2 separate regions of the Homo sapiens genome follow, and region 1 is linked to region 2. Evidence: read pairs that join two places in POLR2A ChIA-PET (ENCODE). Cell type or tissue: endothelial cell of umbilical vein. All regions are shown on one strand. Each heading gives the region's core, and the rest is flanking DNA. Links, peaks and the distances in the headings are about the cores only. Region 1 overlaps IFT74 (intraflagellar transport 74). Region 2 overlaps TEK (TEK receptor tyrosine kinase).

Region 1 (8,674 bases), core at 1-8,000, 58 kb after region 2:
AATGTCCAGGATCTTCAGCCATATTAGTAATCCAGAGTTCAGCAAACTCAACAATGCTCACTCCTTTATTTAAATGTATATAGACTGAATTTGAATAATTTACCATTATAAATATTTATTTTTAAAAATCAACATATATGAGTAAATTTTAAAGTATGTAAATAATATCTCAATAAAGCTATTTTGGTTTAAGAAATCAATGTGTTGTTTCAGAAATACTGAAAAGTAGAGTTACTTAGTGAACATGATATCAGAGCAAAAACAGGATAGTTTTAAGTAATATTTTATGCTGGCCAAGGTGACTCATTCCTGCACGATAAGAGAAGATACATCTACAGTTAATATAATGTCTTCCAGACTCTATGCCTCTCTCCCAATCCTACCTCTTCTAGCTTTTTTCCCCAAATATTCTGGCTAATGTTTATAAATTAATCTACTTAAGTTCTCCTAATAGTACAAGAGAGTAAATGCATACTGCAGGGTGGCAATGAACAGCAGTAGCCATAGTCCAAAACAGCCCACTATAAATGTAGTCTTTTACCTAATGTTCTTCCAGGTATATATATGTGAAAAAATATTTTAAGAATTGCAAAGATTAAAAGTTTCTAATTCCAAATCTTTAGGTATAACTGCTATATAAAGAATATATGTTATATATTTACCTGTGACATTATATGGTCTAATACACATCAAATATAACCTATTTGAGAAGTAACATTCAAAGCTAAAAATCTCCCTTCTAATCTTACTAATTTTTTCTAGAAGTAAAAATTGACAAGGTTGATCTAAGTGCTAAATCAGAATCATACTCCATGCATCCGTCCTAGAGTTGATACAAGAAAAGCTTATCTCATTTGTTGCCATAGATGGATTATACCAGCTAAATAAATTTCAACGGTCACTTTTAGTTTCTTTATCTCTTGGTTCAAATACAAGTAGCATAAAAAGAAAAGAAGATGGTACTTTTTAATATGCAAACCATTTATTGAACTATTTACTATTTTAAAATATCATTCTTAAAAGAGGCCACAAAAATTATAACATTCAGAAATTTTAGGTAAACTCCAAAAGTAAGCTTTTTTTTTTTTTGGTAGTCAACTTGTACCAAGTTTAGCAGCAAGAGGATACTTCCTTAGAGACTTTCAGTGGACTTAAACTCAGTTTCCGCTGGTGCTATGTAAAGCATCCACGATGGTTTTATTGTACTCTGCAATCTGCTTGGTCACATTTTTCTTAATTGGCTGGTAATCACTCTCTTGACTCTTGGTTGCTATGACTAATTACATGAGTTAAGGGGGAAAACAATGTCAATAAAAATCTAATTGTGCCTGAGAAAGGAACTAAATACTGACATTTTTCATACTGAAGATGGTACAAAAAAGCACAATTAGAATACTTTAAAATACAGTACATCATTTTAACAGATTAAGCATCAATTAAAACCTAAAATGCCAAGCTAAACTTACCGCAAAAAATTCATATACAATATAAACACTTTTTAATACTTAATATGTTATGCATTTTTAATCTAATTCTGGTCTTAGAACAATCTAACGTTCAATGAACTAGTTCCTATATTCAAACACACATACACACATACACATACCACGTTCTCTAGAGTACCACAAATAATTTAAGGCAAATTTCTAGACTTCGCTCTGCTCCAAAATCACCTACTTTATGTTGCACAAAACTCCAGTGTGAGACTTAGAGCATACTGTGAACAAGTCCTCTATTTTTAAACTAAGTTGCACTAACACTGGCAACAGAGTACCTAAAACACCTTATCTGGAGGTAAGATGGGGTCCAGGCTGCTTCTGAGCTGAAGTTCAGCACCACCCTGGGGGAGAACCTATGCTGCCACTGAGTCAGGATCTAGTTCTCCAGGCAGAGACATCCTTGAATGGGTCAAAGAAGGGAATAGGAAACAACTTTTAAGGAAATATCTGTTACAACTTCACAACACATGTTCTCAACAGCTGCTTGCTGCCTCCTGTAATCAAACTAAAAGTAAACAATAAGATGAGACATAAGTATCATCTTTGTAGACATATAATGGAGTTGAAATGGCTAAAACATGGATGAGCTTGGAAGTCAAACTTCTCAGGATCTTACTTAGTTTACCTCCCTTTGCTGCCCAGATATTCAAGGTAGAACCATATAAACAACAAACAACTATATATTATATATTATGTACATATATATATATATATATACTTGTGGATATATATAACTATATGGTTATATATAATTCTCCCAACACTATGAGAAGGTAATATTAACTATATTTTAGAGATTTTAGAGATGATACAATTCTGGGGCCGAGAGCAGTGGCTCATGTCTCTAATCCCAGCACTTGAGCAGGCCGAGGTGGGATTGAGCCTAGGAGTTTGAGACCAGCCTGGCTAAGTTGGCGAGACCCCTGTCTCTAAACAAAAGAGAAATTCTTGCCATGTTTATCAGAAGATTTACTGATAATGTTTAACTTTACCCAAGCCCTGTGATCCCGGAAAACTGAATCTTAAGAGATGATACAGTTCTAGCTTGAACAGATTAAATTGTCCAGTTTGTAACTTACAAGCAGTAGAGTTGACATTTAAAATTGGATCGCCCAACTCCAAAATCTGGGCACTTAATCACTATGCCACATTAAGTCTTTGTACTCCTTTTTTGGCAACTCCCAAAATCTGCTTTCTATTAGTTACTTGAGGGCACGTGCGTGCGCACACACACACACACACACACACACCTCTTAACTACTGTAGAATTGAAACAGTCATATTCATTTAATTTGGCCCAGGGTTTTGTACATATCTGGTATTTAATAAGTAGGTGTTGAACTAAATTTGAGTCTTTAAAAAAATTCCTAGAAAAAAATAACTCAGTCAATTTCATTTTCAGCTTTTTTTTTTTTTTTTTTTTTTTTTTTTTTGAGATGGAGTCTTGCTCTGTCGCCCAGGCTGGAGTGCAGTGGTGCCATCTCGGCTCACTGAGAGCTCCACCTCCCGGTTTCACGCCATTCTCCTGCCTCAGCCTCCCAAGTAGGTGGGATTGCAGGCACCCGCCACCACGCCCGGCTATGTTTTTTTTGTATTTTTTAGTAGAGATGGGGTTTCACCGTGTTAGCCAGGGTGGTCTCAATCTCCTGACCTTGTGGCCCACCTGCCTCGGCCTCCCAAAGTGTTGGGACTATAGGCATGAGCCACCGCACCCGGCCCCATTTTCAGCTTTTTAAAGGATACATTCTTTCATCGCAAAATTATTTTGCTCAAGGTGTTGCCACTTTCTCTCCAAATTTGTAAGCTAAAAACATAAAAGAAAAATATTAATTAGGACCCATATTTAAAACAATTAAATGCCTTTCTAAGAGGATAAGACAAAAAAAATCTCTCCAACTTTAAATCTTATCAACTTACATTTTATTGAGATAAAGCCACGGTAGAAAAAAAAAGATTAAATAATAGTAAATATATTAATACAGTGATGAATCCTATAACATGTTTTACTCTATATATTTATTTTAATTATATTTTAAATGTTTATTATACCAATGAACATGCCAACTGAAAGACAATTTATGATTTTCCTTTCCCTAAAAAAACTTTTAAAAGAAAAATGGGACATGATGGGAATCTCTTCTTAAAATCTGGAAGTCTAATGCCACAAATATAATACATATTCAAACACTGTCAAAGGTTCAGCCATATAGGAGAAACTTCCTTATTTCCAGGGCTAAATTTCCTGTGTAATTCCACAAGCTGTGATAAGAGCAGAGCTGCAGTGTGAAGATTATAAGAGAGCTGGTAAAAAGCTGGCACTGTTACAATAATTTCTGCATCAACAGGAAGCTAATGTGGATATTATATTGATGGTTGCTTCCTCAGAAGACAATTTTACTGTTATAGAATTATATTGTTTTTCTGATTTAATTAACCTTGTAACTCTGGTTATGGTCTTTCTTTTTTAAGATGCACATAGTTTTTTCCAAAGCAAAGGACCATTTGAAAATTGAAATGCTAAAATTATGTTCCACCTGGACATTTCAAAGAAGTAATGATTATTTTTAAAAATACAATAATTGAAGCAACAGTGGAAATGTTTCTATCCTCATGTTAAAATAATTTTCAGGGCGTAAATTCAGGCTTGATGTAGATCCATCTCATTGTTTCCTCCAAAGAGATAAATCTAGATATTAGAATGAATCATAGCTAATTAATTATGTGAACTGTATGTGCTGTGAGCTGGTATTACTAATCACATCAATCTCCCCCAGACAGGACCTTGAAGTTAAGATGGACTTAAGGAAGCAGTCAGCAGTTTCTGGCAGTAAATTTCTAATAACCTTCAGCAAAGTCAAGTACCAGACTTTTTTGTCATTGTTTCATACAAACAGGTGGCCTTCTTATAATGCATCAGACCTGTTAAGTGCTACAGGAATGGTATAAAAGCAATGCTGTGTCAGATGGTCAAATTCCTTTTACATTATACCTCTATATTATTGACTCCTTTAAACCTCCAAGGACATCATGAAGCAAAAATTCATTTTGAAAATCTGTTTTTCCCTAACTAGTTTAAATAATCTGTTACATAAAATTCTTTAGAGATGCCAAAAGCCAGTTTTCAAGAAGATAATTGTGAAAGATAGGAAGACCAGGATTTGACTTAATCAGTTGGGATTCACAAAAGATGACAAATAACACAGAGAAGGATTCGAAATTGTGGCTTATGTTATGATTTCCAGTTATCAATACATGGAGTTAAAATTAGCAATTAATGTGGGGATAAACAAGTTAACCACTCACTGGCTCTAAGAAATGGTGTTTTTCAAGTGCTTTCCACCTTAAATCATCTATTCAGTGAATGAGGAGGGCTAATATTCCATAAGAAGTATCAGTATTTTTTTCCAAGAATTGCTGAAGACAATGACCTCCCAAACTTTGTCTTGTTTCTTCCCCAGCACTCATCCTCACTCTAAACAACCTAAGAAAATTGTGTCAATTATAAGTCTATATCTAGGTTTCCATATGAAGTAGAACAGAATAACTGGTAAATTTGAATTATGTAAATTAGTGATTTCTAAGCTTTTAGTAGTTGTAGCAAGCTTTCATGAGATTCTACCCTTTTCAAAAAGAATGTAAGGTGTATGTTGTTTTCAAATGGTACATCCATACAATGAAATAGCTAATGCTATAGAAATGTCACCAAAGGCCGAGTGTGGTGGCTCACACCTGCAATCCCAGCACTTTGGGAGGCCGAGGCAGGTGGATGACCTAAGGTCAGGAGTTCGAGACCAGCCTGGCCAACAAGGTGAAACCCTGTCTCTACTAAAAACACAAAAAAATTAGACAGGCGTGGTGGCTGGCGCCTACAATCCCAGCTACTTGGGAGGCTGAGGCAGGAGAATTGCTTGAACCCAGGAGGTGGAGGTTGCAGTAAGCCAAGATCACACCACTGCACTCCAGCCTGGGTGACAAGAGCAAAACTTCGTCTCAAAAAGAAAAAAAAGGCTAAGCACAGTGGCTCATGCCTGTGATCCCAGCACTTTGGGAGGCTGAGGCAGGAGGACAGTTTGAGGCCAGGAGTTCAAGACTAGCCAGGGCAATACAGCAAGACCCTGTCTCTATAAAAAATAATAAAAATTGGCTGAGCATGGTGGTCTGTGCCTGTAGTCCTAGCTACTCAGTGGCTGAGGCAGGAGGATCGGTTGAGTCCAGGAGCTCCAGGTTGCAGTGAGCTACAATTATGTCACTACACTCTACCCTGGGCAACACAGTGAGACTCTGTTTGAAAAAAAAAAAAAGAAGGCTGAAAAAAGTTAAGAAAATGTTGAAAGACTGTATGAATAGCATGGTTTTATTTTTTGTAAAAACAATATGGATGTATGATTGCAAAGGATGAAAATACTACAAGGATATGGCACCAAAATGTTAACAACGGTTGTACCTATGTAGTGGAAAATCAAATGACATCATTTTTATTTTGCTCTATCATGATCACATAACCATATGAAGAAAAAGAGAGTTTTGTTTTTTTTTTGAGACAGAGTCTCGCTCTGTCACCCAGGCTGGAGTGCAGTGGCGCGATCTCAGCTTACTGCAAGCTCCGCCTCTCAGGTTCAAGCCATTCTCCTGCCTCAGCCTCCCGAGTAGCTGGGACTACAGGCACCCGCCACCACTCCTGGCTAATTTTTTGTATTTTTAGTAGAGACGGGGTTTCACCGTTGTTAGCCAGGATGGTCTTGATCTCCTGACCTCGTGATCCGCCCACCTCAGCCTCCCAAAGTGCTGGGATTACAGGCGTGAACCACCGTGCCTGGCCAAAAGAGGGAATTTTTAATGCATTTAGGGTTTTAAACCATGTGTGCAAATTTCTAATATAGACTAATTAGATATAAGAATGATCAATTTTTTTCAGACCGTAGTTATTGACTTTGTACATGACACATAATGCTTCATTCAATCATTCAACAAATAATTGCTGAGTACCTACTATGTGCCAACCAATACCACAGGGCAAGGAATAAAGTAAACGAGACAGACATTGTCTCTGTCCCGTCAGAGCTCTCAATCTAGACCTCACACACTGTTCAAGTAATTATCAGCAAGATGAGTGATATGAAAAGGGGGCTGCAGGTATATATATCTACGCATCCTATGTAAATAATTGGAGATATGAATTAAGAAGTTCAAGGATACCTGGATTGCTCTTTATAGCATTATTTCAATGGTTTTAAAACTAGAAATTACCTAAATATCCAACGAAAGGGAATTGGTTCAATATATTATGCGACATCCATGCACTAGAATATCATTAAGCTATTAATATTTTTTAAAAGTCAATATATATATTGACAAGGGAAAGTACTTATGATGTATAGTTAATCATGAAAAACAAGCTCCTAAATGATATGTACAATATGGCACAATTTCTATAAATGCATAGAAATAAATGTGTACCTAAGTATATGCATAAATATGTGTATACACATATCTATCTATCTATCTATCTATCTATCTATCTATCTATCTATCTATCCATTGACTAAAAGAACCCACACTAAAGCAACAATAAGCATTCTCTCTTCTGGGTGGTGGGGTACTAATCATTAGAATTTATTTTATTTGTGATTTTATGGATTTTTAGTTTCTGTATTAGTAATGTTTCACTTCCAAAATTTTTAAAATATACTACCCCATATATCTTAACAGTTGTGCCCAAGACAGTATCTAACAGAGTTGGCTTTCAATATAGGTTTATGGAAGGTAAGAAAGCAGGAGTCCATTCATTCTGAATGAAGACTGTACAGAATCTGGCTGTCTTAAAAGTCAGAAAATCTAGAAGGTATATAAAGCAAATTTTAAAATAAAAAATTGATTGTTTTGGGGTGAAAATATAGACTAAGACAATTTCAAAGTCATTTAAAACATTTTTTACCTGAGAATGTGTCTCATTTTCTTGCAATTGTGTTTTTAGTGCCTCATACTCTATGTTTTGCTTCTCCATTATTTTCTTAAAGGCATTTCTGTGGGTTGATAATATCATTCTCTCCTGATGTAATTTCTAGAAAGATCCAAATAGAAGTGACAGGTTATAGAAAATATGTAGTAAGCCAATATAAATCATATTTAACTTAATTTCAATAACTATATTCTGGTAAAATTATATCAAGGCTATAACTACTCTAAAACCCGTTTGTAAAAATATCCTTTGAACTATAAGCTATGTTAACATTATCTGTATTAATAACTCTATTAATGCTGCCATATCTCTCCCGACCCTACCAAATTAAGTCTAAATTAATGTAAATGGCAATGGAAAGCCACTGACAAGTTTCAGGTAGGATAGAGTCATAATCTAAACTGCATTTAACAAAGCTCACATCTGCTGAAATGCTCTGTATTAAGTAGCAGCTTATACCTTGCTTTTCAATTTTTGCTTTTCTTTAAAACTTTAAGTCACTCTAAATTCCAACTACATATGTAAACATTTTTATTTTTTCTCACTTATATATATAAAATAATCAACTTAAAATAATAAATCCTATAAACCACAAATATATTACATTTGATCAAGAAAAAAACAATCTGAATTGTAATTCTGTAAGACTTGGTTAACATTTACCTTTATCTTTTCTTCACCTGATGATTTTAAAGCTGGCAAATCATTATATATCTCCAGATCAGTTGTCATTTGCTTAATTTTGCTTTTTAGAGAATGCTGTTCTTCAGTCATCTTACTTTCTAGAAGCTCCATTTTCTGCAGATCCAACTGCAGACGTTGAATGTCTGAAACATAAGAATTTAAGGTGATAATTAATCAAAATTTTATTCCTTTCACATAAGGAAATGTAATGCAACTATTAAAAATCATGTTTTTTAAGAATATCTGTAAAAGAAATATATGTTCACTGTAACCAGTGAGATAATATAAACTAAGAAAAAAAAATACTCATCCCCTCAATAACCAATTTCAGGTAACCAATATATTAGGGAATCAAGGTAACCTGATGTCTATTAGCCACAGCTGTCTCCATGCTAACAAACATTTAAGTTTTTTTCTTGCTTAGTAATATAATCTATATTATGAGATAAAGACACATTATTTTTAACAGAAGCATGACACAGTTATGTAGGGAAAAAACCAAGTTATAAAACATTATATATATATTTGAGCA
Region 2 (8,753 bases), core at 158-8,157:
TACATATCACCTGTGCAATTTTTCTATCAATCATTATATTTAAATTAACTTTTTTTCTTATCCTCATATTAACGAGGACTAATCATGAAATCACATGACTGATATGATACATATGCACACATATATACATATATCTATAAACAGATGCAAATAAATGTTTATATATGTAAATAATTTTGCATATTGCATATAATATGGAAAATATATTTATACATATAAAAATACATATGTATACAAATAAAATATGTATATAAATTTATAAAATATATTTATAAAATAAAAAAAAAATTTATTTATGAAATATATATACAAATCATCTTGCAGGCCAGCAGTAATATATACAACACACTTAAGGTAACCCTAACTCAGAACATTTAATACAAAGCAAAGCTATTTTTTTTATTTATTTATTTTGAGACAGAGTTTCACTCTTGTCGCCCAGGCTGAAGTGCAATGGCACGATCTCAGCTCACTGCAACCTCTGCCTCCCGGGTTAAGTGATTCTTCTGCCTCAGCCTCCCAAGTAGCTGGGACTACAAGTGTGCACCACCACGCCTGGCTAATTTTTTTTTTGTATTTTTAGTAGAGGCGGGGTTTCGCCATGTTGGTCAGGCTGGTCTTGAACTCCTGACCTCAGGTGATTCGCTGGCCTCAGCCTCCCAAAGTGCTGGGATTACAGGCGTGAGCCACAGCACCCAGCCAGCAAAGCTATTTATTAAAGCATTTCTTCGTCAGCTAGTACATCAAGTCAGGTACTGGAAATACTGAAATGCCAAACACAGCTCATAGTCCAGCGGGCAAAACCAACCAGTAAACTGTACATTGTAATTAAATTTTCTAAGTATTATGACAAAGGCAAGTACCAAGGTGCCTGTATCTGAAACCTCTTAGGCACCAGTGCAAACCCTCCTCATCCCAGCTTTTGCCCTGGCTGCTCCTGCAAGGGCCACTTCTGATCCTTGAGCAGGTGCAGTCTCAAAGTAGCTCACCTAGAGCCCAGTCGAGTATATCTTACTTCCTCACCTATGGTAACCTGCTAGGTTCTTAGGTCTACATAACCCTTGAACAAAGGGAATAGCAATAGATGAATGCCTCCCCTTTTCATTTGCGGATGAAGTTCTAAGTCTCATTTCATAAGGCTCCTCAGAAAGTCTGGAGCACCAGGCTTCTGTCGCTGCAGCCAGCTTGACAATGCATCCTTGTAGAGTTTCATTCCACTAGTCCCTCACTCTTGCTTCCTGGGATCATTATCCCACATAATCCACCTGCACATATGCCTTGGCCTTCAGGCCATGTTTTCGCCTCAGGCTAAGGCAGGGCCCTAATCCATGCGAGGAGGTTAAAGAAGACTTCTTAGAAGATATAACACCTGAGCTAAACCTCTAATCATAAATAAGTAAAGCAGGTGAAGAAGAGGTGACAAGGGCATGCTAGAAAGAGAAACCAGCATACACAAAGGCATAAATGCTTGAACATGAATGTTTGGAAACTGCAAAGAGTCTGGTATGACTTGAGTACACTTCCATCATAGTATGTGGGACTGAGAACCACGAGAGGCTGGTGAGGCAGGCAAAGACTGTCTCCTGAAAAGCTGCTGACCACAAGCAATCACCACTGCCACCACCGTCTTCTTCGATTCTGAAGTGGTAGCAATGATTAATAAAATAGATGGATGTTTAAATCAACCCCAGAAGATTAGAACATCCTTTCCAGATGCAAGGGGTATTGGACACAAAGTAGAATGGAGACTAAAGGAAGGTGGAATTAGAGCAAATATGTGCTGAAATGGGGGGAGAGCTATTTCTTTCTCTCACACGTGTGCATCCACACCCACATGCACACACACACACGCATGTGCACACAGACACCAGGATGGGTCCAAAAATGCAACAAGCTTAGTCACAAGTGAGGCAGATTCCACTAGAAGTAAAAAAATTGTCAAGAAATAGGAATCAATAGGTTTGGGATAAATGAGGTGGGAACCTTCAAATGACAGATCATCCTAGAGCCCGTGATCAGTCACGACCCAGAAATGAGAGGAAACTGGGGGCTGGCAGGAAAAAGGTTGGGAGCCCAATGTTGCCAGCTCGTTGAGCAACAGAGAGGAATCTCCCCACCCGACTCTCCACCCGACTCTCCACATTTTTAGCAGAAGCCCAAGAACCCACAGGTGTAAGCCTCTCTCACCTTGTCCCCACTATAAGGCCAGACTTAGGACACCAAGGGAAGCCAGGGAGCCTCATCTGCATGGAATGTGGGTTGCCTGCCCTCGTGGATAAAAATGTGCTTTGAAAGGAGTAACATAAGGTAACATATGAGACACCAGTTTCATTTATAACCAAATCTTAATAACATCTGATTTTTATCGAGTGCTAACTATGAGCCGGCACTGTTCTAAGTATTTTTAAGTTATTTTTTTTAAAAGGTCTTCCCCAAAACCACATGAAGAAATGCTGTTACCTTCATTTTCTAGGAACTAACCTGAGGTGACCATGAAACACTAGTTCGAAGGCAGCACAGTGAGGTGTTTTAAAGAGCCCAGGATTCGGGTTCAGGTCATTTTTCAGTGTAACTCTTGTCTCCATCATTTCCTACTGAGACATGTGGTCAGTCAGGATGATTCACTTCCAAGGGATAGAAGCTAACTCAAAATAGCTTAAACAAATAAAAGAAACTAGCTCACAGAACTGAAAGAGGCAGGGCTGCGTGTTTGAAAATCCTTGGACCCACGTCTCAAATGCTATCAGAGTGCCTGTCTTGGTCCATCTTTTGTTATTGGCCTCATTCTCTCGTACTAAAGACTAGCTTCCTTCAAGTGGTCAGCGAAGTTGGTAGCTCCAGGGATACAGTGTCCTCTATGAAGAAAGAGAGGCTTTTGCTTTCAAAGTGCTCATAAATTCCCAGGGAAAGAGTCTAACTGGCCCTGTTGGGTTGTGCATCTTCTGTTTGAACCAACTGCTGTTGTTAGTTGGCTGGGACATTCTGTGACCAGTGATTGGCAGACCCATCAGAATCACCTAGAGGGAAAGCACGGCAGTTCTTGAAAGTTTGAAATGTTAGGCATCCAAAATAATGGATGGCCGCCATTTTCCGGTTTGTTGTTGTTAAGATGAGGTCTCACTATGTCACTCAGGCTGGAATGCAGCGGCATGATCACGACATTCATGCAGCCTAAAACCCCCAGGCTAAAGCGATCCATCTATCTCAGCCTCCCGGGTTGCTGGGACCACAGGTGTGTGCCACCATACCCAGCCAATATTTGTATTATTTGTAGAGATGGGTCTCCCTATATTGCCCAGGATGGTCTCGAACTCCTTGGCTCAAGCAATCTGCTTGCTTTGGCCTCCCAAAGTGCTGGGATTACAAGCACGAGCCACCACACCTGGCTGGTCACTTACATTTTAACCTTGGACATGTCACTTAACCTTTGTGAGCCTTGGTTTCCCTGTCTATTAAAAAAATAATAATACCTATAGTGTAAAGTTGTGAAATATTAAAAATCATATTTAACACTTGGCACATAAAGGCATTCAACCTAGGGTAGTCATTTTTGTTATTACTGGTACTCTTATTGTTTTGTGGTTGTTTCTGACACAGGGATCAGAATTTGAAGCCCATCCCAGATTCCCAGATGTCTAAAGCACTCCTGTCCCCAGGGTGGAGTCCCCTTTGGCTCTGCAGCCAGACGCCTTGCACAACCCAGGCCCTGTGTGCCAAGGTTAAGCTGGTTCACCATCTGACGGCCGCAGAGCAGTGAGTGCCTCCCCAGCCCCAGCAATGTCAATACTGCCTTCCTGACTCCGCCTATTGTATCTGGAGGAAAGTGGCCGAGCATTGTCTTCCAGTGCTCCCCCCAGGAAGCATGATATCACCCTTTAACAAAAGCGGGAAAGCTGACAGATCTGCTGAGATGGGTGTGACCAGCACATACACCTCACTGGTCAAGCCCTGGGCAAGGGGCTGTGACAAGCAGAGAGCAAATGACAGCCGCCCACGATGCCCTTCAAACCCCACGCCTGACTGGCTTCTTTGGCTAGTCCAAATTTTCTCCCTCTCTTTGTCACACTCATACCACATTAGACATGAAACCACCAAGCAATGGGTATGTACTTCCTCTAATATGCAGATGTGTTGAAAAGTGTCAGGACTCTGCATCTGGCACATCCACGTCTTCACACCTGCTCCTGCAGCCTTTGGGAAGGAGCAGGAGAGAAGAATGATCAGATTCCTGAAGGCACACAAGGGGACAATGGGGGTGGGGCTGGGGGAAGAGGTCACAGCTAGATCTAAAACTCATTCTGCAGGTGTAACACGAGTTAAGGAATCGTCTGGCCAGATGGGTAAGAATAGGGTTATCAGTTCAAAATTCCAAAAATAAGGGAGGCAACTTTAGACATTCCCTTTCCTGAAAGCCAGGAGTGAAGCCAGCTGCTCTCTTCCAGCTCTGGTTTGGTGATGCTGCCGGTGCAGCTGGCTCTCTGTAAAATAACACACCTGCAGGCTGGTGCTCCAGTGTCAGGCCCGGAGGCTGTTACTCTGCTGCCCCATCTTACTGTCTTCTTAAAATTCTCTTTCCGGCCGGGCGCAGTGGCTCACGCCTGTAATCCCAGCATTTTGGGAGGCCGAGGCAGGCGGATCACTAGGTCAGGAGATCGAGACCATCCTGGCTAACACAGTGAAACCACGTCTCTACTAAAAATTAAAAAAAAAAATTAGCTGGGCGTGGTGGCAGGCGCCTGTAGTCCCAGCTACTCGGGAGGCTGAGGCAGGAGAATGGTGTGAACCTGGGAAGCGGAGCTTGCAGTGAGCCGAGATCGCACCACTGCACTCCAGCCTGGGGGACTGAGCGAGACTCCGACTCAAAAAAAAAAAAAAAAAAAATTTCTTTCCATGGCTGCTACAGCAGCAATTCTCTAAAGTCCCAGGATAGGAATGTCATTGGTTTTGCTTCTCCTGTCAGCTCCTTACCTGTTTCTTCTTCATCAAATTTTTGGGTATCTGCTCTTTCTCGTTCCTTCATTTCAATCTTGAAATATAGCCATGCCCGTGGCTTCACTTACCATATACCAAAGATTTCTACATCTCAATCTCTTGCCCAATCCCCTTCCTCTGAGCTTCAGATGTGGGCAGCCAAATTTTGATAAATATCTTCCTTTATGGCCAGGTGCGGTGGCTCACGCCTGTAATCCCAGCACTTTGGGAGGCCAAGGCAGGTGGATCATGAGGTCAGGAGTTCAAGACATGGCCAACGTGGTGAAGCCCCGTCTCTACTAAAAGTACAAAAATTAGCCGGGTGTGGTGGCAGGTGCCTATAATCCCAGTTATTCAGGAGGCTGAGGTGGGAGAATCACTTGAACCGGGGAGGTGGAGCTTGCAGCGAGCCAAGATCGTGCCACTGCACTCCAGCCTGGGCGACACAGCAAGACTCAGTCTCAAAAAAAAAAACTTCCTTTACATGTAGCCTCAAAATCAACATGAACAAAATAATTATTTGCCTTATCCCAGCCCACCTCCATTCAGCACACTGAATGGCACCACCATTATCCAAATCAGAATGCTGGAGCAATGACTTATTCTCCTCCCTCCCTCTCAACCTTCCATATACAACCAATCACTAACTCCTGCAGTTTCACCTCCTAAATCTCTCTCAAGCCCCCTGTTATCCTCACAGTCCTCTTGCCTGGAATGTTAGGAAGCCAACTTGGTCCCAGCCTATGGTCTCTACCATGTTAATCCATCCTGAAAACTATTATTAGAGTGAATTTTTCAAGACATAAATCTGATATATGACATGATAGAACAAACACTCTGCTAAATTTCAACATGTACAGAATGAGGGACAACCTACTTAAAATGGCCTGTGAGGCCCTTCTTGATCTGACCCCAACTTTAATTCTCTACCTTCATCCTACATTACAGCTTCACTCAGCTTCCTTAAGCCTGCCCTGCTATTTTATACACACCCCCTTTGTATAGGTTGCTCCCTCTATGTCCTTTCTTCCCTTTTCCTTTTCATCTTGGTTTCAAAATCATTTGGCTATGAGCAAGTTATAACTATAACTGGACCTGACTTTTGGCAATATTCACAACTATTTAGGAGTTCTTGCAAAGACAGAAAAATCAACCTACAAGTTGTTTTCAAAATACTACTCATTTTCTTTAGTTGACATTCCACGTTTTTAGACATTTAATTAAATATTTATGTTCAATTTAGTTTCGTTTGTTTGTTTGTTGTTTTTTTTGAGACAATGTCTCGCTCTGTTGCCTAGGCTGGAGGGCAGTGGTATGATCATGGCTCACTGCAGCCTTGACCTCCCAGGCTCCAGCAATCCTCCCACTTCAGCCACCCGAGTAGCTGGGACTACATGCACGTGCCACCATGCCAGGCTAATTTTTGTATTTTTTGTAGAGATGGGGTTTTGCCACGTTGCCCAGGCTGATCTGAAACTCCTGGGCTCAAGCGATTTGTCTGCCTCAGTCTCCCAAAATGCTAGGATTACAGGTGTGAGCCACTGCACCAGACCTTTATGCTCAATTCAGATATTGCTATTTCATTTTGTATCATTGGACCCAATAAAAACTTTTACAGCCCTTGAAAAGCTCAGATTTTGTAAATACCTTTATTTGCTGTAATATCTCTATTAAATCATTTATCACAACATTTTACAATTCATCCGCCTATATTCATTTTTCCCACTAAAATGTGAGCTTAGCAAAGGGAAAAAATTATTTATCCTTATTTATATTCCTAGTTTCCAGGACAGTACATGGCTCAAAGGAAACCCTCAATAAGTCTTTGTTTATTGAAAGGATAGATGAGTGAATGAATGAATGAATGATTGGCACACAGTAACTCAATAAATATCTATTGAATAGAAAATACGACTATGTTATAGGTAATATTCAACAATCATACAATACCTCATCTTAAGTAAGGCCCTGGTTAGAACCACTTTTATGAGTATATCTTTTATGTTTCACACCTAACAGAAGAAACTTTCTTTCAACTTTATTTACATCAAACATTTAATATAAGCTAAACTTTTAAGATGAGAGTGAATATCATTTACAAGATATATAAAATTGATTATCAGATTGGTGCAAAAGTAACTGCAGTTTTTACCACTACTTTTCACCAACCTAATATTAAATTTTTTTTTATTTTTTTTTGAGACGGAGTCTCACTCTGTCATGCAGGCTCGAGTGCAGTGGCATAATCTCGGCTCACTGCAACCTCTGCCTCCCTGGTTTAAGAGATTTTCCTGCCTCAACCTTCCGAGTAGCTGGGATTACAGGCACATGCCACCATGCCCAGCTAACTTTTGTATTTTTAGTAGAGGCAAGGTTTCACCATGTTGGTCAGGCTGGTCTCGGACTCCTGATCTCGTGATCTGCCCACCTTGGCCTCCCAAAGTGCTGGGATTACAGGCATCAGCCAACGTGCCTGGCCCAATGTAATATTATTATTTCGATGTTACTGAGATCCTTTCTACAATGTTCTCTTTTCCTTTCAGCTCCGCTGTGAAGTACCAACATTTTCTTACTGTGACCATAAAACTCCATTCAACAGAAATTACTAAACATTAAATACATGTACTAATGAGAATAGAAAAGAAATAATATCTGTTGTGAGAGATTTAGAGGCTAATTGGGCTAAATCTGGCTGCCCAAAGCTCAAAGACACAATCTGCATGGTAAAGGAGCCTAAACTTAGGGGAAGAACATCAGGAGGAAGAGTTGGCCTGGGCAAATTGAGTTGAATTGTGTTTGCAGAGTAGAGATGAAAGATGCCATTTCTAAATGGATGGAACAGCATGAACAAGAGCCAAGAGGAAAGAATGTGTAGATTGTGGAGATGGGCCTGGTTGAAGCAGACAAGATACAAACAGGGATAAATGGATAAGTGAGGGGAGGGTAGATGGGTAGTTGGCAAAGTGTTTGGGTTTATTCAGTTGGAATTGGCCAGCACAAAGTTTGAGAGACAGGATTATACTGAGGTTTTGTAGAAAGAGACAGCATCTATGAATATTAAGTGGTTCTCCTACATCCTGGGGCAGATTAGATCAGTCTTGACTAGCACAGTGGTTCTCATAGCAACACTTCTCTTTTGATTATACTAGCTTCATTATTTATTTTATTTTATTTTATTTTATTGAGACGGAGTCTCACTCTGTCACCAGGCTGGAGTACAATGGCGTGATCTCAGCTCACTGCAACCTCTGCCTCCTGGGTTTAAGCGATCCTCCTGTCTAAGCCTCCCGAGTAGCTAGGACTACGGGCACACACCACCACACCTTGCTAATTTTTGTATTTTAGTAGAGATGGGGTTTCACCATGTTGGCTAGGATGGTCTTGATCTCTTGACCTCATGATCCACCTGCCTGGGCCTCCCAAAGTGCTGTATTACAGGTGTGAGCCACAGCACCAGGCCCCAAGCTTCATTTATTAAGAGAGTTCTCACTGGCTAAGCATTTCACAGGCATTATCACATTTGATTCTCATCACAACCCTGGAAAATGGGTATTTCATCCATAAAAGATGAGAAAAATGTGGCTTAGAGAAATTAAATAACTTGCTTATGGTTATCCAAGTTGGGCTTTGACTTTGTAATCCATGTTTCCTCCTTCAGTTTGCCTGCTATGTTCGCTGTTAAATTTCTCAGGTCTTCAGTGCTTCATGGATGTGCTCTTAGCAGTAGATTTCAGTGAAGTGATTACCATTTCTGATTTGGACTTCATATTTCTGCTAATACA

What was found. ChIA-PET counts read pairs that join two places held together with the same protein. Peaks named below come from ENCODE experiments on the same cell type or tissue, not always from the same donor. Only the 100,000 strongest peaks of a DNase experiment are listed, where the experiment ranks them.
Region 1: POLR2A ChIA-PET joins it to region 2 with 8 read pairs; 2 of 35 experiments call an interaction of 5 or more read pairs at or near these places.

Annotation. Positions count from the first base shown.
Region 1 is chr9:27,055,220-27,063,893 of GRCh38, reverse strand. IFT74 (intraflagellar transport 74) reads right to left here. Exons shown (of 20, transcript NM_025103.4): 17 at 8,122-8,285; 18 at 7,435-7,560; 19 at 3,243-3,303; 20 at 1-1,276. The coding sequence ends at 1,158. Among named protein-coding and RNA genes, the nearest start is that of TEK, 50 kb to the left of the region's middle. In endothelial cell of umbilical vein, for the core only: no CTCF peak of the experiment used is centred there; DNase peaks (open chromatin) are centred at 3,793 and 4,263; H3K27ac peaks cover 1,315 bases.
Region 2 is chr9:27,112,988-27,121,740 of GRCh38, reverse strand. All of the region lies in intron 1 of TEK (TEK receptor tyrosine kinase), which reads right to left. Among named protein-coding and RNA genes, the nearest start is that of TEK, 8.1 kb to the right of the region's middle. In endothelial cell of umbilical vein, for the core only: no CTCF peak of the experiment used is centred there; DNase peaks (open chromatin) are centred at 2,590 and 3,760; H3K27ac peaks cover 2,662 bases.